Linked DNA regions of Homo sapiens: region 1 is linked to region 2. Evidence: read pairs that join two places in POLR2A ChIA-PET (ENCODE). Cell type or tissue: PC-9. All regions are shown on one strand. Each heading gives the region's core, and the rest is flanking DNA. Links, peaks and the distances in the headings are about the cores only.

The links. Peaks named below come from ENCODE experiments on the same cell type or tissue, not always from the same donor. Only the 100,000 strongest peaks of a DNase experiment are listed, where the experiment ranks them.
Region 1: POLR2A ChIA-PET joins it to region 2 with 14 read pairs; 3 of 35 experiments call an interaction of 5 or more read pairs at or near these places.

The regions. Positions count from the first base shown.
Region 1 is chr9:95,375,397-95,392,513 of GRCh38, reverse strand. It overlaps LOC105376156 (a long non-coding RNA gene), which reads left to right. Exons shown (of 3, transcript NR_188614.1): 3 at 3,901-6,019. Among named protein-coding and RNA genes, the nearest start is that of FANCC, 66 kb to the right of the region's middle. In PC-9, for the core only: no CTCF peak of the experiment used is centred there; DNase peaks (open chromatin) are centred at 9,043 and 11,173; H3K4me3 peaks cover 1,256 bases; H3K27ac peaks cover 5,924 bases.
Region 2 is chr9:95,450,290-95,461,585 of GRCh38, reverse strand. It overlaps PTCH1 (patched 1), which reads left to right. Exons shown (of 24, transcript NM_000264.5): 17 at 1,803-1,986; 18 at 3,293-3,573; 19 at 5,173-5,310; 20 at 7,966-8,108. Among named protein-coding and RNA genes, the nearest start is that of PTCH1, 53 kb to the left of the region's middle. In PC-9, for the core only: no CTCF peak of the experiment used is centred there; no DNase peak of the experiment used is centred there.

The sequences.
Region 1 (17,117 bases), core at 5,578-13,577, 73 kb after region 2:
ACTATACTGAATCTTCCAATTCATAAGTACAGTATGTCTCTCCATTTATTTAGTTCTTCTTTGATTTCTTTCATCAGCATTTTGTAATTTTCAACATACAAATTCTATTCATGTTTTATTAAGTGTATATTCTAGGCATTTCATTTTATTTGGAGCAATTAATTATAAATGACATTGTGTTTTAAATTTTGCTTTCCATATGTTCATCGTTAATATGCAAAATGTGATTGACATTTGTGTATTACTCTTGAATCCAGCAACCTTGCTGAACTCACTTACCAGTTCTAGGAGCTCTTTTTTGGAGATACCTTGGGGTTTTCTGTGTAAACCATCTTGCCATCTGAAAATAGGGACTGTTTTATTTTTTCCTTAAGGCTTACAATAATAGCTGTAGTCATTAGACCATATTATATTGGCAGAGGCATGGATGCAAAGATGATTGGAGCAGAATAGAGAACCCAGAAATAGAGCAACAAAAAAATGCTCATCTGATTTTTTACACAATTACAACAAATGGTGCTGGAGCAACTGGACATTGACCTAAACCACATAAATTACACCAAAAACATAGCTCAAAATGGATGAGGGACTTTAAAACTATAAAACAGTCACTCTAGAAAACAGGTTGGGCTGGATGCAGTGGCTCATACCTGTAATCCCAGCACTTGGAGGCCGAGGAGGGAGGATCACTTGACCCCAGGAGTTCAAGACTAGCCTGGGAAGCATGGCGAAATCCATGGTCTCTACTAAAAATACAATAAATTAGATGGGCGTGGTGGTGCATGCCTATAGTCCTAGCTACTCGGGAGGCTGAGCTGAGAGGATCACCTGATCCCAGGAAGGTCAAAGCTGCAGTGAGCCATGATCACACCACTGCACTTCAGCCTAGGTGACAGAGTGAGACCCTGTCTCAAAAAAAAACAAAAAAGAAAAGAAAACAGATTGGTAGTGCCTTAGAGAACTGAACATGCAACTACGATACGACCCAGCAATAGTTCTCTTGGTGTTTACTAAAGGGAACTTCAGAAGCTTTTCCAAAATTCACATGGAGAAGCAAGCTGCCAAGAACAGCACATGCTAAGGAAAAGAAGAAAATTATAGAAATAAACAGGCAGCATCATTCTGTTTATATAACGTTCAAAAGCAGGCACTAAAGGAGATATGGTTCACAGATACACACACGAGTGGTAGACGTGCAAATCCCTCCAATCACCTCTGGCTGAACGTCCTAAAGGTACCAAGTAGAGTAAAGCGAATCAGATGCTTCCCACTATCGTATTCTGTGCCTGTGAGTCTGAAGCCACCTATAATACTGAGATGTCTCAGGAAGGAAATATTCTTGTAACATGGTTTCACTGATAACTCTTTTAAAATCTGAAATCCTTAATATCTGAAATAATAAAGAATTTCTTTCCATATTATGACATACAGTGCATACCCATTGGCTGGTGATAAAACTATTACAGAAATAAGATATAAATTGCTTGAAAAGGTGTTTGGAATTTTGTAAGATAAAAAGTATTTCAGTCTCCTATTTCTTTGTAACTTACAAATTAAGAATTAAAAGATATTCATTCCAACATGCAAATAGCACTCTTCATACTAGAATAATCTACAGTTGAAATGCAGAAGTCAGTCCTAAATTAAAGGTATGGTTTTACTTTTAATACTTTCTTTCTGAAAATCAGGCATGTTTAAGTTAATTTAAAATTATTTTGAGAAAAAAGGAGTCACTATCTTCATTACAAATATTTGTGATCATGCATCCTTTAGCGAAGTAATAATGAATGGTTGGACTTCTTTAGGCATGAAGACAGTCTAAGCTTAGGGCCTAGACCTTATTTCCTTCCAACACAAAAATGGCAGTCTGAGTAAATTAACCTAAGTAGTGACACAGGAAACAAATCATGCCCAATTCCCAACCTCGAACCCAACAACTTGCTTCCAACAGTTAATGGTCTTCCTTATCACTCTTATTAGGGCACGACAGATTCCATCTAACAGATCTGCAATTACCATAGTTCCTTTTCTTTTAATCCAGTATTTAAACCATTCAATGATTTCCAGTTTCACAGAATCCATATCTACCTAAGCCTAAGTGGACAAAGTATAATTCAGCGAACAATTCCCATCTGCAGGAAAACTAACCATATAAAACATGTTTTCGGAAACACTTGTCCCCATTACATGGTTAGGAAGCAAAATTCAACAAGTAGTCATTGACAATTTTGCCTCTTTCATAAACCACACTTTGAGATGTATAAAAGTATTGCTAATTTCAAATAAGAGAAGAAGCCAAGTCTAATTAATTTTTTCCTCAGAAAATCTGAAATCTTACCATATGTTTAAAATGGACTTATTATTCAGCACTCTTTTAATGTTTTTGTTTTTTTAGGAGATGGGCTCTCAGTATGTTGCTCAGGCTGCTCTGGAGCTCCTGAGCTCAAGGGCAATGTTCCCACCTCTGCTCCCAAGTATGCACTCATTTATGTAAAGGTTGGTGTTGATAAAACACATATTGACCAAGCCCCTTAATAAGACGGTTGAAACACAATTAAGATAAGTAGGTTTAAACCAATCACATTTTCTCAGTGCTGCCACCATTGACATTTTGGGCCTGACAATTCCTTGTTGCAGGGGCCTGACCTGTGCCTTCCCGCCTTCTACCCCCTCAATGCCAGGAGCCCCCTCACAAGTTGTGACAACCACACATGTCCCCAGACATTGCTCAAATCCCCTCAGCAGCAAAACCGCCTCAGCTGAGCAGCTCTTGTTTAAACACACACCCATTTTTAGAACTGAGTTTGGATTACAGTTTTTGAACATTCATCTTGTCTCTGGGTTAAAGATGAATGTTACCAATATAAAGGAGATTTGTGTGGCTGATAGAGAAACACTCAGGAGTTACTATCATGTGAAGAAAGCAAGTCATATAATACAGTCAGCATAATTCCACTTATGTGAAAACAAACGTAAAAGTTATTTCCATATATAAAGGCAAAGAAGACTACAAGAATCTGCACAGCCCACTGATATCAGGTTACTTCTGAGGAGGCTTTTGAGGTTAGGGGGAGACTGCTGTGCTTGGACTGTTGGATTTTTTTTTTTAGAAACTGTATTGATGTATTAATTGTGTAATTAAAATAATAAAGGAAAGAAAGGTCTTGGAGCTTTAAAGTTAAACAGACTCTCAGTCCTAGCTAGTGACCTTAGGGTAATTTTATTTATTTTTATATTGTTATTATTATTATTATTATTATTATTCTGAGACAGAGTCTCACTCTGTGGCCCAGGCTGGAGTGCAGTGGCACAATATTGGCTCACTGCAACCTCCGCCTCCCAGGTTTGAGCGATTCTCCTGCCTTAGCCTCCCGAGTAGCTGGGATTGCAGGCATGTGCCACCACGCCTAGCTAATTTTTGTATTTTTAGTAGAGACGGGGTTTCACCATATTGGCCAGGCTTGTCTCAAACTCCTTACCTCAAGTGCCTTGACCTCCCAAAGTGCTGGGATTACAGGTGCGAGCCACCGTGCCTGGCCTTAGGATAATTTTTAAAAACGGTGTTAGGTCTCCTCAGTTTTCAATTCCATAAAATGTAGATGATAAAACTGACTTTGAGGAAGTTCACAGAAGTGAGTGAGGCACATGCACGGGAAGCAGCGAGCATTACGCGCTCCCAGCACGTCTCCCATCTGATGCTGCTGTATCTGAAGTCGCAGTTCGGATGAGCATGGAGTATAATCTGAGAGCTGCGTAACCCCAGTTCCTGGGTTCTGGATACCTCTAACCTTCTCCCTTCTCCCTCTTCATGGTCACGGCCAAGGCCCACCTCCTGCCCTCTGGCTCATCTCCAATGCCTGCTCCTGCATACATACACTCACCTGACGATATCATCTCTAGGTCTGCCACAAATGTATGCAGAGGCCCAGGAGGAGCCAAGACTGAAAACCGGAGGGCCTAAGTCAGCGTTTCTCAGGATGTGATGTGCAGAGACCTCAATCTGAATTATCCTGCAGACCACCTTGGTCCCACCCAGCCCACTGAATCCAAACCTTTGGGGGTGGGCCCTAGAATCTGCTCTTCCAACAGGACAAACACCCCCTTTCCACTGCACTGTAAAGTCTGGGGCTCACCAGCCACAGACCTGACTATAGCTCAAATGCTGTGTGTCTTTATCTCCTGTGCACTAGGGAAAGAACCAGGAGAGGACAGCATAGGGGGAAGCCCAGGTCATCCTGTGACCTCCCCACCTCTGCCGGAGTGACCCCTTCCTCTGGTTCAAAATCTCCAACAACAGGGTGCAGACATGACCTAGACCACCGTGTGTGGTGAGATTACTTGAGGACCTGAGGTAGAACGCTTTCAGGATGGAAACGTCTCAAGACTTGGAGTCAGACCCATTTAGGTTCAACGAGTGGTTCTGCCACTCAGTAGCACTGAGCACACGTAGAGTCCAGATCTTGGTTTCCAATCAAAGGAATCAGGGCTCCTTGGAAAGATGGCTGATTCTAAGGCTGGGGCAGGAAACATGCAAGATGAGCCTGGAGCTTCTCGTAGTGACAGGAAGTAAGGAAGCACTCAAGTGTCCCCCCCACCCCCACACACCCCCACCATTGGTGGAGCTATGTCAGAGGGGCGCAGAGACAACTGCAAGGCTTCTAATGGCCAATGCTGGAACAATGACAGCAAGGAATAAATAAAGTGATATTTAATTATAACCCAAAGCATACTACAGCTGTTCATGATCCCATACTGACATAAATAAATTGTTGAATAAATTAATAAATGGAGAAGAAACAAACCTTCCAGGCAGAAGAATTCCAAATAATGTATGTAGATGCTGCACACTGAGAGAGATAAAGCATAGCTCCCCACTCCTAAGTGTGGGCTACACATAGTCACTTTCTGCTCAAGAGTACAGGATGGAAAAAAGGAAAAAAAGAGTAACATTCCAATCACCTGCACCATTCAGGTGATCGAGGTCCTCATCAACAGTCATAAATGGGCCAGGCACAGTGGCTCATGCCTGTCATCCCAGCACTTTGGGAGGCCGAGGCAAGCAGCCCACTTGAGGCCAGGAGTTCGAGACTAGCCTGGCCAACATAGTGAAACCCCGTCTCTACTAAAAATTAAAAAATTAGCCCCGAGTGGTGGCACACACCTATAATTAAAGCTACTTGGGAGACTGAGGCAGGTTCAAGACTCGCTTGAACCTGGGAGGCAGAGATTTCAATGAGCCAAGTTCGTGCCACTGCACTCCAACCTGGGTGACAGAGTGGAGACTCCATCTCAAAAAAAGAAAAAAAAAACATAATTCATGTTGCTAGAGTGTCCCCTTGATATGGCACTTTCATTCTGTGACCTTCCTCCCCAAAATCTATAACCCGTGTCCAGTCATGTAAAAATCATCAAACAAATTCCAGGAGAGGAGCATCCTACAATACACCTCCCTAGCACTCCTCAAAACTGTCAAGGTCATCAGAAAAAAGGAAAGTCTGTCACGGGGTGTCCAATCTTTTGGCTTCCCTGGGCCACACTGGAAGAAGATGAATTGTCTTGGGCCACACATAAAATATGCTAACACTCAGGATAGCTGGTGAGCTAAAAAATAAAAAAGGTCCGTGCATCAATCTCATAATGTTTTAAGAGAGTTTACGAATTTGTGTTGGGCCACATTCCAAGCTGTCTTGGGCCACATGTGGCCCATGGGCAGAGGATTGGACAGGCTTGGTCCGTCACAATCAATAGGAACCCAAAGAGACAGAACAACTAAATGTCCTGTGGTATCCTGGATGGGGTCCTGGAACAGAAAAGAGATACTAGGTTTAAAAAAAAAACTAAGAGAATCAGAATAAACGATGGACTTTGGTTGCTAATAATATATCAATATTGGCTTATTAATTGTAACAAATGTACCATACAATGTAAGGTGTTTATAACAGGGAAGCAAGATGGTGGGGCTGGGCTGGGAACTCTATCTGCTCGATTCTTCTGAAATAAAGAACTGCTCTGAAAAATATCATAAGTGCAAATCTTATAAATCTGGGGAGAAATGTTTAAAAGGTATTAATAATAGATGCAGCCCCTAATGCTCCCTAAAATCCTCAACAGCCTGGAAAATTGCCTTTGATGCAAAATAAAACGAATGATATGTTGTTGTTTTTAGAGGTAGAGCAGGAAAGTAGAGAGCAGAGCTGCCTGCTGATGAGGAGGCAGCAGGAAAATCTCATTAGCGCCTGAACCTCTGGTTCCTCAGGGTGTCCATGGGACCTGGTTGGTGAAGCTGTTTGTTATTTTTCCCAATTTTCCATGTTTTCCTGGTACTGAAAATACCTCTCCAGTAACTCTCCTAGAAACATGTAACCCCATGGAGAAAGCTAGACACACCCTGGGGCTAAACAGGAATGTCAGGACACCTTGCCTGGGTGGTCAGGAGAAGGTGCTTTAGTTACACCTACAATAAACTCCCGCGTGTCAGCAACCTGAATGGGTCTCTGCTCCTCGCAACAAGAAAGAAGCACAGAAAGGACGGAAGTTACTCAATGTACAGTGGCACATTGGTGATTTCTTCTCAATGCAGCGGCATTATCAGAACCATGTGTTAGGGAAATAATGGCTTAAAAAAGAAAACTGGAGTTTGGAAGGCCCATTACAGCAGTGCTTCTCAGCTGTAGGGTGGGTGAGAATCCCTTAGAGAGCTGCTTCACATGGATTCCCAGGCTCCCGCCCCAGAGATTCAAATCCAGTAGGTGTGGGCTGGGGCCTGAAAATGTGCTTTTCTGGCAAACTCCCCAGTCCTGTGGCGGTGGCAGCTGGTCTTGTCCCACTCTGAGGAATTCTAAGGCAGGAGGGCTTTGCAAGTCTGTCAGGAACGAGAATGAGAACAAGAGGACAGGGTCAATAAATGACTCTCCTCTTCTGTGGTGCAGGATACCGTGTGCATTTTAGTACCTGGTATGTGGACACTAGACAATGATATCCTGGGACCTAGGACCACAGGGAACTCACTGTTACTTCCCCAGTGTTACATGCTGTCCGGTACAGAGGGTGAGCTTCATAAATAGTTGTTAGCTGAACAAGTGAATGTAACATGACTTAGCGTTTGCCTGGGTATTGGGAGTGATGACGGTTTGAGTGTTTATGTACCCCCCAAAACTCAAGTGTTGAAACTTAATCACCACTGTGATAGTATTAAAAGAAGGGGCTTTTCAGAGGTGACTAAGTCATGAAGGCAGAGCTCTAGTGACTAGGGTGAAGGCCTTTATAAAAGAAACATCACACAGCATTTGCCCCTTTTTTGCCCGTCCACTTTCTGCCGTGTGAGGACACAGCACTCAAGGCACAATCTTGGGAGCAGAGAGCACCCCTCACAGACACTGGACCTGTGGGTGCCTTGATCTTGGACTTCCCAGACTCCAGACCTGGGAGAATATACATTTCTGTTCTTTTTTTTTTTTTTTTTTTTTGAGACGGAGTCTCGCTCTGTCCCTCAGGCTGGAGTGCAATGGCGCCATCTCGGCTCACTGCAAGCTCCACCTCCCGGGTTCATGCCATTCTCCTGCCTCAGCCTCCCCAGCAGCTGGGACTACAGGCGCACGCTGCCATGCCCAGCTAATTTTTTGTATTTTTAGTAGAGACGGGGCTTCACCGTGTTAGCCAGGATGGTCTCGATCTCCTGACCTTGTGATCTGCCTGCCTCAGCCTCCCAAAGTGCTGGGATTACAGGTGTGAGCCACCGCACCCGGCCTTACATTTCTGTTCTTTATAAATGGCTCAGTCTATGGTATTTTGTTACAGCAGCACCAGTGGACAAAGACTGGAGTGGAAGTTAAATGTTTTGTTCTGGTGGAGGGGGACATGGAACAGTGGTGTCAAGAAAAGGACTGGAGATAAAAGAGAAGACTAGAACATGAAATAAAGGAATCAGCAGGGGCTCTTAATGTCAGCAGCTGAAACTTACTCCTGCTGCTTTAAGCGAGGAGAAAATTCACTGACAGGTTATAGGGTGGTTCATGGAGGCTAGAGAGCCCCGCAGGGCACCCACATGGGCGGGACCATAGTTGGGATTGCCCCGCAGAACTGCTCCAGGAGGACCCGGGTGTTATGGGTGCTGTACACAGGCTGCATTTCTTGCCCCGTGCCCACCTTTCCCGTGGGTGTCAGACACCCCCCCATACTGCCCCTTGAGTTCCCTGCCACTAAAGGTTCTCTGCTGTCACTGCTGGGCAGAACCTGGTAAGCCAAGCCTTTACCTGGTGTCAAGCGAGGCTGGGGAGGCAAAGATATGGAGGCTTCAGCCTCCAAGATGGGAGCCAGGATCAGGCAGGGCATCTCCCAAGTATAGAAAAGGGGCTAAAACTCACAAGCATCCAGGACATCTGGCTTCACAGATTGGTCAAGAGCACTCAGTTCAGCAATCAGAAGTGGCCAGGACAGGGGGAAAAAGTTCAGTCTGTGTTGCCTTCTTCACTGGCATTGCCAGGGGCACCTCAGTCCCCCAGAGGAATCATCCAAGAATACAAGTAACCAGAAAGTCAACTTAGCTTAAATGAAACCGTGTCTATTGCAAACCATTTTAGTAAAATAAACTTGCCCATACCAAATTAGGAAATCTGGAAGTAACTTCTGAATTACAATCTATGTAATTATTTTGTTGGTGAAACAATTTTTTTCTCATATACAATTGGGAAAAATAAATGGGTCAATGCTGTGATGTGAGACTACTGTGACATGGAGATTTCTATAGTATCATATTTATTATAGCAGGATTTTATTGGTTTTTAGCAAAGTGGCAGTGACATTAAAGGAATCTAACCAAGCTGCTTTGCCTGAACACTTCCAAAGGGAGGTCTGAGATTCCAGAACACGTTATCATTTTGAAATGCTAGTCAATCCAAAGATGGGATTAAGATAAGCAAATTAGCTTACTATCCACATTGGAATGCAAGTCTTCCAAACAGTGAAATATCTCAGAGCATACTCTTATCTCATCATCTCGTTTTTTGGAATGAATTATTCTGCCTACAAAAAAGCCTCGCTGAACCACCAGGGTAACTGGCAACCTGTGGAGAAACCACAAGCTACCCCGAAACTAATTCACGAGAGTCCCCTCAGCAGATCCTATTTTATGTAAATAAATTTTTTCATTGTTAGGTGTAAAATCTGCAAGTCATTTCACCAACTTTGACTGCATTTCTCAGCCACGCAAGTCTGCAGCTGGCAAGGATGCAAACAGCAGGCCAGCAGCTCGTAAACAGGGTTGGGCAAAGCTGTCAATGTTATTCAGGTATTTTCTGGTTTTAGCCTTTAGCTCATCTAAGATCCTTTGCTTATTTTCCGACTGCAGGCTAAAACTAATTTGTTGAGCTTTTATCAGGGCTGGCTGGCCCTATAGAAATTTAGAATGTTGTTGGCTGGGTGTGGTGGCTCATGCCTGTAATCCCAGCACTTTGGGAGGCTGAGGCGGGTGGATCACGAGGTCAGGAGTTTGAGACCAGCCTGGCCAACATGGTGAAACCCCGTCTCTACTAAAACTACAAAAATTAGCTGGGTGTGGTGGCGCATGCCTGTAATCACAGCTACTTGGGAGGCTGAGGCAGGAGAACTGCTTGAACCCAGGAGGCGGAGGTTGCAGTGAGCTGAGATCACGCCACTGCACTCCAGCCTGAGCAACACAGCAAGACTCCGTCCCAGAGGAAAAAAAAATTTAAAGGTGGCCCTCCTTGTATTTGACCTCGAACTCGTCTTCCAGCAGTTTATTTTCCTCCTTCACTTCTCTCTAAGCGCCCAATATTCTCGAGCCGCCGCTTCCTACCTACCCACCGGCTCCTATGACTCCACCTGTGGGTTTGGCATGTTGCCAACCTGACCAGGCCAGAGGGGCTGAAATGTAATTAAGTTGTAGATGAGCTTTTGTTTTAAATCAACTTGGAGAAAAGATAAAAACCAAAATGTGATGGCCCAGGGAGATAATTACTTTCCTGTGGCTGTTTGATGATCCAACGCAGGTTGGCTCCCAATTTGTCAAATAGCATGTACTGAGCTTCAAACACACAACAAATCTTTATTAAGTACCTTCCGTGCGCTAGAGGCTGTGCTAGGTTGTGGGAATAACCAGAAGAGGTAATCCATGCTTTCAGGTAGCTCAAGGTCTGTGAAGAACACGGGGACCAAGGGAAATAATTACAACATGCAATTAGTTTCTCTACCTTGGAGTTTCCATTGCATTAGGTACAAATGTCTGTTGGCACTTACCTCACACCATGCTTTCCCAGCTCCTAACATGGTGTCAGGCATATAGCAGACTCTCAAAAATGCCCATGAAATAATGAATGAATACACAAATGAACAAACAAAACATTATGGGAATGCCAATATAGAGTGTGGTGGGAGCAATTAACTCTGGCTGGAGGAAAAAGGAAGTCTTATAAGAAATTGTGATTTGAGTTGAGGTTTAAAGCATGTCTAGCGCGGTGTCTGACCTTGAATGAGCCCATAATAAAAGTCAGATGAATTCACTTGGGTGGAAGCTCAGGTGGAGAAAGAGGGCATTCGGAGGCGAGGGTGTTCCAGGCAGAAGTATTCCAGCACTTAGCCTAGTGCCTAGCACGTGGCAGGAACATAAGAAGTACTTGTTAAATGAATGAATGGACCAATGAGTGTAACACACGGCACAGACAAAGTCACCAGTATTGTGAAAAAGTAGACACATTTAGGGAGTGACATATTTGGAAAATTCTATGATTATAAGAGAAGAAGAGAGAGCGAGAGAGGTAGAGAAAAAAGAATGGAAAATACAAGAAAAGTGCAATGCAAGGAGTGGAGCTACTTGGGGAAAGAGGAACTTTGCAGGGAGGAAAAAGCTCCAATGAGAGCATGGAAATAAGCCAAGGACTATAGAATCAGGTGTGGTGTCTGTGAGGAGGAAACCTAAGGATCATGTCTTAATATGACTGTGGCCAAGGGGGCTTTCCGGCAGCAGGGCTCGGGCGAGGAACAGAGTGTGGTCAATCACTGAGGACAGGCAATCTCTCAAGGGACTCTGGCCCAGAAGGAGCTGAGTCATTGAGAAAATAAAAACAAGGAGAGTTAAGAAAAAATGGATTGTCTTAAGCTGGGGCAAATCGGAGTGAGCTATATTAGACCACGTATTCGTTATCTATTGCATGTAACAAGTCACCTCAAAACTTTGTGGCTTTAAGCAACGATCAACCTTTATTACCTCAGACAGTTTCTGCAAGTCAGGAATTTGGGAGCAGATGAGCTTGGTGCTAAGGTCTCTCATGAGGTTGCAAGAAACATGTTGGCTGAGAGGCAGCCATGGGAAGGCTTGGCCAGGCTAGAGAGCAGCTCAAACACATGTTGGTGGGCGCTCCAGTTCCACCTCACACAGGGAGCAACTCACATTAAGTGCATTGATGTCCTTGTGATGTGCAGCTGGCTTCCCCCGGAGCATGTGTTCCAAGAGAGGGCAGAGTAGAAGCTGCAATATCTTTCATGACCTACCTTTGGGAATCGAATGCCATCATTTCTGCAATATCCCATTGCCTACATTGATCAGTCCTGTTCAAAGTGGGAAGTGGGGCTGGGCACAATGCCTCACGCCTATAATCCCAGCACTTTGGGGGGCCAAGGTAGGCAGATCACCTAAGGTCAGGAGTTCAAGACCAGCCTGGCAAACATGGTGAAACCCCATCTCTACTAAAAATACAAAAATTAGCCGGGTTTGGTGGTGCATACCTGTAGTCCCAGCTACTTGGGAGGCTGAGGCATGAGGATCACTTGCACCTGGGAGGCAGAGGTTACAGAGGTTGCAATGAGCTGAGATTGCACTATTGTACTCCAGACTGGGTGACAGAGCAAGACTCTGTCTCAAAGAAAAAAAACAAAAAACAACAAAGGGAGCCGACCACGGTGGCTCACTCCTGTAATCCCAGCACTTCAGGAGGCTGAGGCGGGCGGATCACAAGGTCAAGAGATGGAGACCATCCTGGCCAACATGGTGAAACTCTGTCTCTACTAAAAATACAAAAATTATCTGGGCATGGTGGCGGGCACCTGTAGTCCCAGCTACTTGGGAGGCTGAGACAGAAGAATCGCTTGAACCCGGGAGGTGGAGGTTGCAGTGAGCCGAGATCACGCCACTGCACTCCAGCCTGGCGACAAAGCAAGACTCCATCTAAAAAAAAACCACACACACACACAAACGGGGTTCAACAAAGATGACTAGAAGGTGGCAAGAATCACTGGGGGTAACTATCTTGGAGCACTATCCAAGAGACAACTCCAAGGTGATATTGGAGGCTGGTTACCACAAACTGCATTCCATAATTACCTAATCTGATGGAGTTCTCTAGATTTGACAGGCAGGTTCAATAAAAGACGACAAAAGTAGCCTTCCACAGCTCTGGGCTTAAGATATCCTCCCCATAGTAGCTAATCCCTTCAAAAGGAAAACATCGCATCCTCATTGTAATGAGGCTCATTGGCCTGGCTTGGGCCCAGTAAACAACCGTGAGCCCATTTATTGTGACAGGATGGCTCCATTCCATCTGAAGTGCATAGATGGAGTGTGAGGGACCCACCAGCAGTGACTCGGGCAATTCACTCTTTCTGGTTCCATTACTGGCTCTGTTCCTCCAAAAAGAAGAGACGCAGAGCAAATGAGAGAAAAGGTGGCAGGTGCCCTCTACTGCCCCAATGGAAAAAACCGCCCACTCTGCCCATATCTAAGCTTTTTCTTAGCTGGCGTAACATCACATCCTATATCTACTTGTCTTTTTTTCAATCAACATTTTGTTATTATCTGAATATATTGCAAATATAGATATATCACTACACCAAAGATTTATGAGACCTGGAGGCTGAAAACTATGAAACATTGTTAAGAGAAGCCACAGGGCTGGGCACAGTGGCTCATGCCTATAATCCCAGCACTTTGGGAGGCTAAGGCTGGTGGATAAGTTGAGGTCAGGAGTTCAAGACCAGCCTGATCAACATGGCGAAACCCCATGTCTACTAAAAATACAAAAATCGGCAAGGTGTGGTGGTGTGCGCCTGTAATCCCAGTTACTCAGAAGGCTGAGGCACGAGAATTGCTTGAACCTGGGAAGCAGAGGTTGCAGTGAGCCAAGATTGTGCCACTGCATTTCAGCCTAGGCTAGGCGACAGGGTGAGACCCTATCCCAAAAAAAAAAGCCACAGGAATAATGGCTCACACCTGTAATCCCAGTTACTCAGAAGTTGAGGCAGGAGGATCGCTTGACACCAGGAGTTCAAGACTAGCCTAGCCAACGTAGCAAGACCCTCACTCTAAAAAAGTAAAATAAATAAATTAGCTGGGCATGGTGACATGCACCTGTAATCCCAGCTACTTGGGAGGCTGAGGTGGGAAGATCACTTGAGTCCTGGAGTTCATGACCACAGAAAGCAAGCTATGATTGTGCCACTATACTCAAGCCTGGGGAACAGAAAGAGACCCCATCTCTAAAAAAGTAAAAATAGCCCAAGCATGGTAGCTCACACCTGTAATCCAAGCTCTTTGGGAAGCCAAGGTGGGAAGATCACTTGATCCCAGGAGTTCGAGACCAGCCTAAGCAAAATAGCAAGACCTCTTCTCTACAAAAAAGAAAAAATTAGCTGGTGTGGTGGTGCATTCCTATAGCCCTAGCTACTTGGGAGGCAGAGGCGGGAGGATCACTTGAGCCCAGGAGTCCAAGCTTACATTGCACCATGGCACTCCAGCCTGGGCAACAGAGCAATACCTTGTCTCTAATAAAATAAAAAGAAAATTATAAAGAAAATTAAATAAACCTAAATAAATACAGAGATATCCTATGTTTATAGATTGGAAAACAGAATATTGTTAAGATGCCAATTATCCCCAAATTGATCTATAAATTCAATGCAATCCATCAAATCCAGGAAGACTAGATTTTTATGTTCAAATTGATAAGGGGATTATAGAATCCCTACGGAAATGCAAAATACCTAGAATAGCCAAAACAACATTGAAAAACAAGGACAAAGTAAATAACTCATATTCATAAAGCTATAGTAATGAAGACAGTGTCTTATTAGCATAAAGATAGACAAATAAATGAGCGAAAACAGAAAGCAGAAGCAGACCCAGATATACATGGCCAGTGGGCTTTCAACAAAAGAGCAAAAGTGATTCCATAAGCAAGGATTGCTTTTTCCACAAATGGTGCTAGAACAAATGAATATGCATATGTAAAAAAAAATTAATCCATGTCTCACACAATATATAAATATTAACTCAAAATGAATCATAGCCATAAATATAAATCCTAAAACTATAAATCTTCTAGGAGAATACATAGAAGAAAATCTTTGAAACTTTGAGTTAGAGCTTTTTTAGAATAACAAAAGCACAATTTATTTTTAAAAATTGTTAAGTTAGACTCCATCAAATTAAAAACTTCTGCTCTTCAAACAACACGTTAAGAGAATGAAAAGACAAGCCACAGCTGGAAGAAAATATTTGCAAATTACATATCTGATAAAGGACTTATCCAGAATATAAAAAGAACTCCCTCAAAACCCAGTAATAAGAATATAAACAATCCACTTTTTAAAAGTCACAAAAGGGCTGAAGAGACTGATGAAAATATTTAGATGGCAAAAAAGCTGTGGAAAGATCTTCAACATCATTAGTCATTAGGAAAATGCAAATTAAAACCACAGTGAGATACCAGTACATATCATTAAAATGACTACGATTAAGAGGACTGACTATACCCAGTGTTGGTGAGGATGTGAACAACTGCAATTCTCCAGCCCTACTGATGGGAATGTAAACGGGTACAACCACTTTAGAAAACAGTTTGGCAGTTTCTTAATGAGGTACACAAATACCTAACGTGGGACCCAGCCATTTGACTTCTAGGGATCATAGACCTACATTTCTTGAGATTTACTGAAAAGAAATGAAAGCATTGTGCATAAAAAGAGTTGCACATGAATTTGTAATGGCTCAAAACTAGAAACAACCTGTATTAGTCAAGATTCTCTAAGAGAAACAGAGCCAGTAAGATATGCATATGTGTATCTGTGTGTGTGTGTATTTCTTGTGTGTCTCGTACATGTCTGATAGGTAAGTAGACAGATAGACAGATAGCTAGACATCATGTTGGTTCTACCACTCCGGGGAGCCTTGGCAAATATGTATTTGTGTAATTTATTAGAGAATTGGCTCGTGAGATTATGGAGGTCAAGAAGACCCACAGTCTGCTGTCTGAAAATGCAGAAAAGCCAGTAGTATAATTCTGAGAACCAGGAGAACTACTATCTGAGCACAGAAAAAAGATGGACGTCCCAGAGTGAATAGAGAGGGCAAACTGCCCTTCTTCCACCTTTTTGTTCTATTCCAGCCCTCAATGGATTGGATGGTGCCTGCCCACATTGGTGAGGGCGACCTTCTTTACTCAGTCTACTGATTCAAATGCTCATCTCTTCTGGAAACAACCTCAGAGCTACACCCAGAAACACTGTTTTACCAACTATCTGGACATCTTTCAGTCCAGTCAAGTTGACACAGATTTAACCATCACACAACCCCGTTGTCAGTTAATAGATGAATAGGTAAGGAAATTGTGGTATATACCATAGAATACCACTCAGCCATGGAAAGGCATAACTACTTATATAACGCAACATGGATGCAGCTCAAATAGTTCTGTCACGTGTATACTCTATGATTTCATTACATAAAATTCTAGAAAATACAATTGATAGCGTTGGAAAGACAGCAGTGGTTACTTGGGGGTAGAGAGGCACAGGGAGGGAGAAGAACGGGGTTACCGAGAGAAATGGGGGCTTTTAGGGGATCATGGATACGTTTATTATCTCGATTGTGGTAATGGCTTCGTAAGTGTATACCTGTGCAATTTATTTTAAGTCAATCATACAATCATACCTCAATTAAGCTTAAAAAAAAAAAAAAAAAACAGGTATGATGGCTCATGCCTGTAATCCCAGCACTTTGGGAGGCTGAGGCAGGCGGATCACTTGAGCTCAGAAGTTCATGATGAGCCTGAGCAATGTGGTGAGACCCCGTCCCTACAAAAATACAAAAAATTAGCTGGGCATGGTGGTACACACTTGTGGTCCCAGCTACTTGAAAGGCTAAAGTGAGAGGATTGCTTGAGCCCGGGAGGTGGAGGTTGCAGTGAGCCAAGATCACACCACTGCACTCCAGCCCGGGCTCCAGAGTGAGACCCTGTCTCAGAAAAAAAAAAAAAGAAAAGAATGCAAGGTTTCAATTTATCTCCTATAAATCTGTATCCCCAAAACCAGGACCCTTTCTCAAGAAGCTGCCTGCAGCCAGGTGGCACGGTGGCTCACGCCTGTAATCCCAGCACTTTGGGAGGCTGAAGCAGGCGGATCACGAGGTCAGGAGTTCAAGACCAGCCTGGCCAACATGGTGAAACCCCGTCTCCACTAAAGATACAAAAAATGAGCTGGGCGTGGTGACGTGCGCCTGTAATCCCAGCTACTTGGGAGCCTGAGGCAGGAGAATCGCTTGAACCCAGGAGGCGGAGGTTGCAGTGAGCCGAGATCGCGCCACTGCACTCCAGTCTGGGCAACAGGGCGAGACTCCGTCTCAAAGAAACCAAAAAACAAAAGAAGCTGCCTGGATGATGGGGATAGCATCTTCACTGTCATATGCGTAATTCCCTACAGCTGACCATCCCAGGCATGAAGGTCTGGTCTATTTCAGATGTCCCCACCGACCACTCCAACTTGGAGTGAGCGCTCATTCTGCCCCACTGGTTTTATGCTTATGACAATCCAGAATGTTCTTTGGTTCTTCTGGTGCACTGGCTCCTTTGTTCGTTGTTGTTGTAACTTACATTTTGTCGAACACCCACCATGTTGCACTGTACTAGGCAACTGTGTAGAAGGTGCCCGTAGCAATCGTTACAGTTCAGAGTGAAAGTAGTGCAAAGTCCAGAAAAAGCAGTGATTGACTCTTCCGGCGAAGGACACTGGAGGAGAGCCAGGTAGGAGTCTTGAGCTGATTCTTGAAGGATGAATATGGTTTTGTTTTGTTTTGTTTTGTTTTGAGATGGAGTCTCACTCTGTCGCCCAGGCTG
Region 2 (11,296 bases), core at 1,468-9,467:
GCCAAGAGAGTGCAGGCTCTTTCCAATGTTAGAAATGCAGCGGCGTGTGATTCTTTCAGTTCTAGGACTCGGTACCTTGTTGGTCTTGATGGTATTCAAGCTTGGAAAGATGGATTTCTTGGGTAGCAGTCATTTGGATGAGCAGAATTTGGGGTAGGTGGGTGGGTTAGGAGATTGGAGAGGTGACAGAAGGATGGGAAGATTTGTTACATTTGAGATCTTTGGGTGGCCCTGGCCCCAGGAGTAGACAGATCGCTCTGTGATGAGTGAAGCAAACGGAAATGTGCACCCTTGGAATCAGAGTGGCTGCGCCATTCTGCTCACTCCTGCAGTAATAACCGTTTCTGTTTGGGAATCATATTCTCCACTTGTGTTTGCATCTTCTTGCTGCCATTTGGATTCCAGCATACCCCTTTTGGTTCTGCAGGTGTGTTCAGGAGTGTGTTTTGGACTCCTCCAATTGCACGGGGCCCGGGCTACCTCAGCTTCCTCGGAGCCTCTTCCCTTGGCTCTTTGTAGCTTGCTTGCTTCACCTTCAGGCAGAAAACCGTCATGCTAATGATCTTCTCAGCAGCTATGTTTATTGTCTCCCCTTTTTTGCTGGCATTCAAGGTGACAGATTTACAAAGTACATTGTTCAGAGTTGTTATGGAGTGTGAAACTCTGAGCTCACAGCAGCAGGCAGCAGACCATCACGTTTCCCAAGGATGCAGGCAGAGGAGTCTGCCTCAGAGACACCAGGAAAGTGCCCAGGCAGCAGGGCTGGGCGAGGGACCAGGGATACTGTGGGACAAATGGGATTGGGCCAGACCCCCAGATACCATTTCCTCCTCCCGGGAGGGAGAAAGGCGTGCTGCATGCACAGAGGCCACGGGCTGCGCTGTTTGATTCCAGGGATGTGTTGAGGACATGCAGTTGTTACATATCCTGTGGATTAATTGAATCCAGATCCCCGAAATCCAGTTCTCTCACTCTCTCCCTGCTCCTTCTTCCTTCACTCCTTCTCTAGGAGCCGCTGTCACTGGTGTTTTTCATTTTGTTTAAAAAAGACCCAAAGCGAGGAATGAGGCCTGAATCTAAAATAAACAGGAAACGGAATTTTTCTATGTATATAAAACGTACAAACACATACTGAGTCCCACAGAGTTCCCCACCTCAGCAAAGCCCACAAGCCCTCCTGCCGAGGGAGCACATTTGGCCACGCAGAGGACGCGGCGTGCGGAGTACTACGACCTCCGGGAATAAGATCACCTGGCGAGGCTTGAGGGTGTGCACTCGTCCCTTGCACTTTCTGGCGCTGGGCATTTTTTGAATCCACAGGTCATAGGAGGCTAGTGTTAGCAAAATTTATACAGATGTTGTTTTATTTTTATAGCTCTCCTCCATTTACTGGGTGGCATTTCCTTCAGTGTTAACAACAGAGGTTAACTGCACACAGACGTGCATGGGGATTCTTGCCAGGTTTCTCCCCCTTCCCCTCCTATAAATATGTTTCTCCAGATTGTTCATTCTCTGCCTTGGCTGCAGACGGTCTTTTAGCATTCAGATTTAATTGGTTCAGCCAATTCCTGGGCCATCTGCAGAACTGTGTTTGTTATAAACACGCCAGTGATTGCATCCTCCGATAAGTGCACATTGAAAGAAATCAAAGGTGTTCTGATGGGATTTTCGACACTTTCAACAGTAGGCATTCTATTCTTTGTTGTAATGCTGTGCGAAGCTCAGCTTCTGTGCTCTCAAGGCAGAAGTGTGTTTACCCCCAACCCCATTCTCAAAGGCCTCTGTTCTTCCCGTTTTTGTAGTTGACTAAACAGCGTCTGGTGGATGCAGATGGCATCATTAATCCCAGCGCTTTCTACATCTACCTGACGGCTTGGGTCAGCAACGACCCCGTCGCGTATGCTGCCTCCCAGGCCAACATCCGGCCACACCGACCAGAATGGGTCCACGACAAAGCCGACTACATGCCTGAAACAAGGCTGAGAAGTAAGTAGCGTTTTATCGGGAGGTCTGGGAACTTACAGAGGTGCCTTCCCTGGTTCTCCAAACTCAGCAACAGCCTTCATCCGTTGACGCTACCCAGGGTTCAGAAGTGTAAACAGAACAATCTATTTCTTCTCGTTTAAAACTCTGGGAGACGAGGATGTGTAATGGGATACAACCCCCGCACTCTATCACATTGGGAAATCAGTGTCTCGTCTCCATTCGTAGCTTTAATGCTAAGACGTTCATTAGGCGTTGCTCTCACGTGCCAGCTGTTCCCTGTGAACACCGGGGACGCCTCCAGGTTAAGTGTTATTTTACTATTGCAGAGTTTTATCGCTGGGGATTATATGTTTATCTTAACTTTGTCAACTCTGGTGTTGAAGGGATTTTTGGCACATTGGGTCATTCCTATAAGCCACCAAGCACCTGCACTGTGTCAAAGCTGTTTAAACCGGAGCAGAAAAGTCTGTATACAACAGCGTCCTCTTCCTTTCACCTCTCAGCCCAGAGTTTGAAAGGTGGTTCTGTGTGGATTTCATTTGCATTTCTGGTGGAGATATTAGTAGCGTATGCTTTGGATACCGGGCCAAGGGAGGATGTGAGAAAGAAGACGGGTCCCCTTGCAAACATGGCTGGAGACTCAGCGAGTAGTGCTTCCCCGGATCCAGTGCTGCCCAGAGCCCTGTGGCAGGCAGCCAAGGCTTGTCTTAATGAAAATTTATAGTTGAGATTATAATAGGGCAAATCATGTTTAGCAAGTCAACTGAATGACCCCAGAGGGTCTGGAACACACAACGGCAGTAACTAAATGCTTGTTGTGTAAGGATTTCTTCCCCTGTTGCTGAAGACTTAGCATTGCATTAGAAAAGAAGCATACAAGGTTGAAGTTTGTTCAGGCACTAAAAGGATAAGTTAAGCATTTTTCTCAGGAAAGCATGACTCTTGAGTTCTTTTGCTCTTGCAAGTGATTGAATAAAACTGTGTGAACTTGGTATTTTCATATGTGTCAAGGGAACAAAAAAATGTTCCCAAAATGTAAGCCTGGAGTTTTTAGACCCCTCACAAAGAATGACTGCTGGAAGATTAAAATCAAATCTTAAAAAATACACACATCACAGAGTTAAACATTTTTAAACCAAATGGGAAGATCGTAAAGGCCTGGAGGCTATGATCAGCATTGTTTGTTCTTTGTATCATGTAGAAGAGCAGTCAGTAAGCTTTCATGCAAAGTTCTTCTCTCTTTCCATTGAAACTGTGATGCTCTTCTACCCTGGGCTGCTCCTAACCTGTGCCCTTCTCTGTCCAGTCCCGGCAGCAGAGCCCATCGAGTATGCCCAGTTCCCTTTCTACCTCAACGGCTTGCGGGACACCTCAGACTTTGTGGAGGCAATTGAAAAAGTAAGGACCATCTGCAGCAACTATACGAGCCTGGGGCTGTCCAGTTACCCCAACGGCTACCCCTTCCTCTTCTGGGAGCAGTACATCGGCCTCCGCCACTGGCTGCTGCTGTTCATCAGCGTGGTGTTGGCCTGCACATTCCTCGTGTGCGCTGTCTTCCTTCTGAACCCCTGGACGGCCGGGATCATTGTGAGTGTATTATAAGGGGCTTTGTGGAAGTCAAATTCCTTTCAGCATAGCTCTTTCTGCAGCCGGGAAGTTTTGTTTATGTCTGGGCCTCTGGAGGAGGGTATAGCTTGCATCATCCGTAATATGTTTATTCTACTCGAGGTGGTGAGGTCCATGGTTAAGGTAGAACCTCTAATGGCCTTATTCGTAGGTCCTCTCTCCTGTAGCTTGAAGATTTTTGTGGAAAGATAGGGGACTTTTTAAAGCACACCTTCCATCACAGCTCTGAACATTTATTAAATCAAAACACTCAAAGCCTAGCTCATTTTTTCTTTAATTGAAAAGTGTCATTTTGTGACCTCATCCAGGCCTAATAACGACATAGCAGGTTCTTCTGCATTTAACATGAAGGGACAATCAGAGAAGTTAGGAGAGTGATATATGGAGAAAATGATTTTGTGTGTTTTAAGTCCTGGGGGAAAATGATAAACTAATATTACGAACCTGTTTTTTGGCATCCCTTCTCCAAAATACTCTCAGATTTTGATGTAAGTTTCATGTAGAGTCTAATAAAACCGTGGCAATGTTTAAATTCTGTGAACTATGGTATAGCCTTTAAAATGCCAAAATTATAAAAACAAAGGCCAGATTTTGTGTCTGCACCGTGAGTCTGTGCAGCAGGTACATTAAAAGGTAAATGTTTAGTCTGTGAGAGTTTTCATGGCACTTAGCAATTGATGTTGTCCATCTTTCATCATTCCTTCCCCTCCCTCCACCTCTGCCCACCACCCACCCCCAGAGAAGAAAGATCATTTTTCTCCTTCTCTTCCATCTGGTAACTTGTTGTTTATTTGTATCTTCTCCGCTTTGGACCAAGAAACTCCAAATCTAACTCACAGATTTTATTTCCATTTCCCCACAAATTTTTACAAGGAAGATGAAAGGCAAGAAGCTTTTCCTTGGATTTTAACAGTTGGCTCAGTCCACCCCAGCTGTCCCCAGCTCTTCAAAGTGCAGGGCTCCTGTAACCTGACAGCGTCAGCTGATGACGACCTCCCCGCTTACCTGGCCCCCACATCATCTTTGCTTAGCCTGCAGGTTCACTCACAAAAGCAAAACTACTTTGACCTGCAAATCTTTTATTCACCCCGTCCTATCAGCTTTCTTTAGAATGGAGAGTGAGGCAACCAAAAACTTAATGATGGGTTCACGGATGGTCTCTGGCGGCTGAGACCCAAGCAGGAGGAGAGATGGGTCTTGTTGTAAACTGTGAAATTCGCAGCTAAGTGATGCGGCCATGCTTGTGCAATTCCTCGTGGATTGCGCTGGTGGAGTTGTTCTGTATGTTTTTTGCTTTCTGGAGAAGGTACATTGGAAAATAATTTGCATTAGAACACTCTACTTTGCCTTCTACAGCTTTACACATCAGCTGTCCCACAGTCTCCCTTCCCAGCGGGAAGATGAATTAGGCAGTAAAGGCAGTGTCCAGAGTTAAAGCAAGTCAGTCCATTCATTGTTTTGATCTGAACCGAGGACACCTTAGCCCTCTGGCGACCTCCCTTGTGGGCAGCCCCAGAGGGTGACCTGCCCGCCCACTGACCACTGTGTGCCCTGCTCCAGGTGATGGTCCTGGCGCTGATGACGGTCGAGCTGTTCGGCATGATGGGCCTCATCGGAATCAAGCTCAGTGCCGTGCCCGTGGTCATCCTGATCGCTTCTGTTGGCATAGGAGTGGAGTTCACCGTTCACGTTGCTTTGGTATGGGAGACATTTGAAGCAAAAACTTTGTGAAAAAACAACCCATTTCCTCTGGCTCTGTTTGTCTCCAAGTGGGAACCTTGCATTCTCCCTGTGCGTGGCAGTGAAAAGGCCTCAGGGCACAGGGGCCCCCTAGGAGAGCCTGCAAGATTTCTGGATTCCTTTCCCTCAAGGGAGGCTAAGGAGAGGGGTATGGAAGGTACATGGCAGCGGGCCCTGTCAGCCGTAGGCAGTGCAGGGTTGGTGTGTTGGAGTGGGCCTTGAAGGGCCGTGCTCACCTGACTTTGACTGTCATTATACCCCCACGATTCCTGACGTTGTGACGTTTGTTCATAAGGCGGATTATGTGGTGAGTGTGTGGGTGGGCATACACAGAGTTTTAAAAACAACAGGAACAGTGGGGATAAAATGAGACCACACTCACAGGCTTGGGGATGGCATCACTGAGGATGAGGTGAGCTGGCAGCCAAGGAAGTACCCTCGGGCTTAGGAGTGGAGGCTCCATTGTTCAGCCCCGGGGAACTGGCTCTTCTACCTAAGCCCACCCAGTTCCTCAGACCTCCCAGCCTCTACATTCATGATAGCAGAAAGTAAGAGAACCAGTGTTGCTTTCAACAGACATTTTTTTCCCTCTCTTTTTCTCTATCTTGCCCTGTGAATGCTTTGTTGGAGGTAATTAAACTTCAGAAGGAATCTTTAGTCCAAGAGATAAATCTGTTGTATACATTTATCAAAGAATTATCCAAAACATCACAACTGTGTAAATTATGTTCTGTCTGCAGATTAGAGCCTAAGAACTTGGGGTTATCAGTAGGCATTCAATAAGTAAATGCGTTCACCTGTTAAATATCGACGTGCGAAATACCCTAGCTAGGAAGCCAGCACTGGGCTTGACCAAATCACTTCCGCCATTGCTTTTGCAATCTCTAGCACAGGTTTCCTTTGGGCTCAGCACATGGCACATGCATGTCTCCACATAGGCTGCAGCCTTGTGCCTTCTGCAGTCTTTCCAGGGCTACTGTGATACAATTGAGAGATTGTAAACTTTTGTGTTTTGGAAGGAATGCTTTGTTGAAGTTATCCCATTTTTTTTACAGTGTATCATAAAAAGCCAATAATATGGCAACAGTATTCTCTAAATTTTGAGCCTGCTCAAATTATTTTCTTCCTTTGAGCTGGGAGGAGGGACTATTTTTTTAAAAAGAAGAGTGCCAGCCTAGAGTTTAGAAAACCCATAATTCCAATACAGTTCTTCAAAAGGGAGATAAATTTGCATGTGAGTTAAGAATCCATAAGTTATTTTATTCTGATGCAAATGGAAACCACCTTTTTTGGAAGCTAGCAGGGCAAATGGGTATCCCAGAGCAGATTTTTACCATGGAAATGCTAACTGCAGTCTCTAAACTCTAGGACTTCTAGTCCAAGTCATTTTCAGTATTCTGATCCTCTATGTGAAATTGCATTTAGAGTTGGCAGTTATTGCTCTTTCAAGGTTTGTAAAATGGTAGAATAAGGCTGTGAAGAAGAGTCTTCTTTCATGAATGTCTTTAGGAAATCAGTGGGTTCCCGTTCATTTGCTGTCTCAGTAACATAGAAACAGTGTGTGACAGGGTAGTCACAACTAGGCCCTTATGGCCTCATGGCCCAAATATGATGCAAGCCAGCATGGCTGAAAAACCCCTTTGGTGCCTTGCCCCAAGAGCAGAAGGCAGCTATATTGACCCTAATGTCTTTACCAACTCTGAAAGAGTAGAACCTGTTTGAGAGAAAAGTATGAAAACTCTTAGCACACCTTTGTATATTTGTATTTTTTCATCTGTTAAGGAGAACGACCGTCTCAGTCCTTCTGCAGGTAGGTAAGGGATAGAAACGCATCCTGCCAAAGACACCCAGCCCTCTCCTCTCGGCATAATCCAGAGCAGCCTGAACTTCAGAGAGAGAACTTGTGCCAGGTTCAACACTCCCTGCAGGGGTCACACGTTCAGGCCAACAGTCTGATCTTCCAGAATTTACTCTGCAAAGTTCCCGTTTAGTTATCAACAGCATTTCTGGCCTAGGAGAGCTTTAGGACTGCAGGAGAGACAGGGATGTGTCCACACAATGTTCAGAAGGGCTTGATTCAAATGTACGGTCCTGTGTATTTCTTGCAATACACTCATAGTGCTTAGATGTACTACAAACATAGCCTGAAACAGTGACAGAAGGTCTCACCTCTGCATAATCGTGAGGAAGTGTGTGTAGCACCCAATTGCTTGGGACACTGAGCTAAGCTCTTAGCCATCCAATGCATTAGCCAGAATCCTGTGCTGTGGGAATTGGAGGTCTCACGTGTGAGTGGTGTGAGATCATTTAAGGAGGGGGGAAACTTCGGGGTGAGTATCAGTGAAAAGAAGGGGACATTTCTGTCCATTTTTATATAGTTTTGATTTTACTGTGTTCAAGATTTACGTCAACACCAAATATGACCCAGTGTCATGAAGAGGTCATCTTAGTTTAAGTCTAGGTGCTGCTAGTTGAGCTACTCTGATTACACATTCTAGCAACTAAAACAGTAAGATGTGAGCAGTTCTGAGAGCTTGTAACATTTAGGACAGAGCTGAGCATTTACCAGGTGAAGTCCAGCAACCTGATCTTGTGAACATCCTCATTGCACAGGCCTTTCTGACGGCCATCGGCGACAAGAACCGCAGGGCTGTGCTTGCCCTGGAGCACATGTTTGCACCCGTCCTGGATGGCGCCGTGTCCACTCTGCTGGGAGTGCTGATGCTGGCGGGATCTGAGTTCGACTTCATTGTCAGGTAAGCAGGCGTGTGCAAGGAGACATGTTTTAGAAATCATTGTGATTGGGCCGGGTGCAGTGGCTCACGCCTGTAATCCCAGCACTTTAGGAGGCCGAGGCGGGTGGATCAGAAGGTCAAGGAGTTCAAGACCAGCCTGGCCAAGATGGTGAAACTCATCTCCACTCAAAATACAAAAATTAGCCGGGCGTGGTGGTGGGTGCCTGTAATCCCAGCTACTTGGGAGGCTGAGGCAGAGAATTGCTCGAACCCGGGAGGCGGAGGTTGCAGTGAGCTGAGATTGCGCCACTACACTCCAGCCTGGGTGACAGAGCGAGATTCTGTCTCAAAAAAAAAAATATTGTTATTAGCTCAGGTGATCTTCGTTGCTTATTTCCTTCTGTATCTGGTAGATTGCAGCACCTCGTCATCGTGACTCTGCTTTCTTTTGAACTTGTTAACGTAGAGATATTCGGAGGTATAAAGACAAGCTCTCTTCTAGAGCTGTCTTGGGGAGTATCTTGAAAACAGAAGGTAAAGGATTTGGGGCTGGCAGCAAAGACAACTCTGCAGCTTGAAGCCAAAGGATCACCCAATAGGTGGCCCATTATTGTCTCGGGTTAGAAACACTGCAGAAAGAAATGCCACATTTGACCTACGCTCCCTCTCCTTCAAACTGTAGAAAGGAAAACTTAAAAATACCTAAAATTGTCACCTGACTTTATTCTTTTAAGAAGTGAAAATGACGTGCTCAGATTTCATATTCGAGTCCCCACAATTAGGAAGCATTTAGCATTGGACTTTGGTGTCAACTCTTGGGAATCTAAGCCTAGTTTGGATCTCAAGGCAAGTCGTTTCCAGTTGATTTAATTAAGAATATGACTTTGTGAAATATAAAAGAACAGTGAGTTTTCCTTTTGAAAAGAATTTGAGAACTGCAGAGGAGGAAACCACTTGCTTCTTTGAGCAGCCTCCATGGCTTTGTGAGGGACCTGCTCTTGGATAGAACTCTGCTACTTTATGGAGCTCTAAGGCCAGAATCACCAATAAGTAAAAGATAGTCCAGGATTAGAACCATGACAGGGCAGAACCAGATGTGAGAAATGATTGGTTTGTTTGGCACGCTTCAGTACTGAGAGGTTGTGTGTGTGTGTGTGTGTGTGTGTGTGTCAGAGAGAGAGATACGCTTCTTATCTTCAAGTAAAAAGAAGAGGGTTTCAACTAGAAGTTTTAGCCAAAGTTTTATTACGGGAAAGAGATGAGTCCATTGGTTGGCCTGTGGCATAGCCCACTGGGCAATTTGGCATCATGGAGGCCGCCTTCTTAGAATGAGTGCCAAGCTTGCTTATTGTAGTTTTTGCATAGAGTGAATGGTGAAGTGGAATCGCTGTAGACCAGCGCTTCTCACACCGATGTGCTGAGGAATCATCTGAGGGTCTAAGTGCAGGGCCGATTTCGGGGGGCGGGAGGTGGGATGAGGGCTGGGTCTGCATCTCCAGCTACCTCCCTGCAATGTCCATGGAGCTAGACTTCTCAGCACAAACTACTGCTAAGCCAGCAAGCCAGTTCCTAAATTCCTGTTTGCCAATACCAAGTAGAGAGTTGCCCAACTGAGTTAAATGTTTTGGTCTGTGTTTTATTTTAGTTCTTAGTTTGATTTTAGCTTTTCCTTTGTTCTTAGTATACACTTTTTCAGGCACTAACGTTATCATTATGATATAAAAGCTCAATGTCAAGTAGAGTTTCTTTTGCATATTTACTTTCTCGTTTAACACAAATATAACAAGCACCCCATAAGTGCCATTTGCACAACAGCAAATAATGGGGACCCCCATATCCCTCTGTGTAGCCTAAGGTCTTTTAGGGGAGAGACAAGTTCACAGGCAAAACCAGGGGAAATGCAAGGTGTGCTGGGGTCTCATGAGTTACAGGAGGGTCTCGCTCAGCCTTGTGGGGGATGCTGAATGAGGAAACTTAGCCTGAATTAGAGCCCCCAGCTGGAAACCTGGCAGCTGGAATCCCAGCGCTCTCCTCTCAGCCGGGGTTGTTCCCGCCCAGAAATATCAGGGTTCCTCTTTCAAGCACTTAAAAGGGCTTCCCATTTTCTAGGATGGGATGGATTAACCTGATAAAGGCCTCACCAAGGTCAAATAAATGAGCAGACACTGTATATGCTAAGCCGTCAGAAATCTAATTGGCCTGTTTATGCTTCAGCTAGATGGATGGGATGCAAATGTCTTAATGTGGCTGCTGATACATGCCCCAGCCGAAAGTTCCAGCAGTTTACATTAGACCAAGACATTGGCTGCTTGGTTTTTACTAATGTAGTTCAGAAGTTTCTAGTGTTTACAATAGCTGTGAGGTATTTGTATTTTTATGGGGATTCTCTCTCCTTTCATCTGATGTCAAAACATATATAGACATGGCAGCACTGGTTGCCTGTTCCATTTTATGAACCAGAGGACCATTAACAGATAGATATCTTGCCCCCCCCTTCCCAGAACATCCTGAGCCTCTCCCCTACCCCAGCCCACTTCCATCAGAGTTGCCCTAGAAATCATTAGTTCCAGAAACGCATCCCTGCGTGGAGTCTGTGCCCTCCAGCCATGCAGAGTGTCTGCCAGAGGCTGTCCCTGGCTGACAGGTTTACCTTGGTATTCATGAAGGATTCCAGACCTTAGCCCTCAATGGTGGGAAAGCAGAACTACTTCTGCACTCTCCTCCTCTGCCATGGTGCTGCGGCCTTTATGTTTGAATTGGCTGACGCAAAACAAGAGTATTCAGAGATGCTAAATTGTTCAACAAAAGATTGGCCCGCAGAGCAGCCCCGCCATTGTGGAGTGCCCTCACCCAGCACAATGCCCCAGCTCCCACAGAATGGGCAGCATTTTCTTTGCAGAAAGCTGGTTCCTGTGTTCTAAAAAGGTTGCAATTGGAGCTATTTGGTAAAACTGGAACTCACAGAATTCTAGGCAGAAAGTTGTGATTAATGAAAGGCCAGGGAAAGCCTTACCTGATATGCTAGAGACTTAATTAGAGATTCTGCCGTAAGATGCAGAAGCATTTCACAGTGGATTAGCAGCCTGCAGAAGTGGGCTGCTTTTCCTCCTGGGCTAAATTGTTTAAATTCTACACCCTTCACTTCATTTGTTTGCTTCTGCTGGGTTTTCACGAGCGGGGCCCCTCGGCATTGTGTTTGTGCTTTCAGT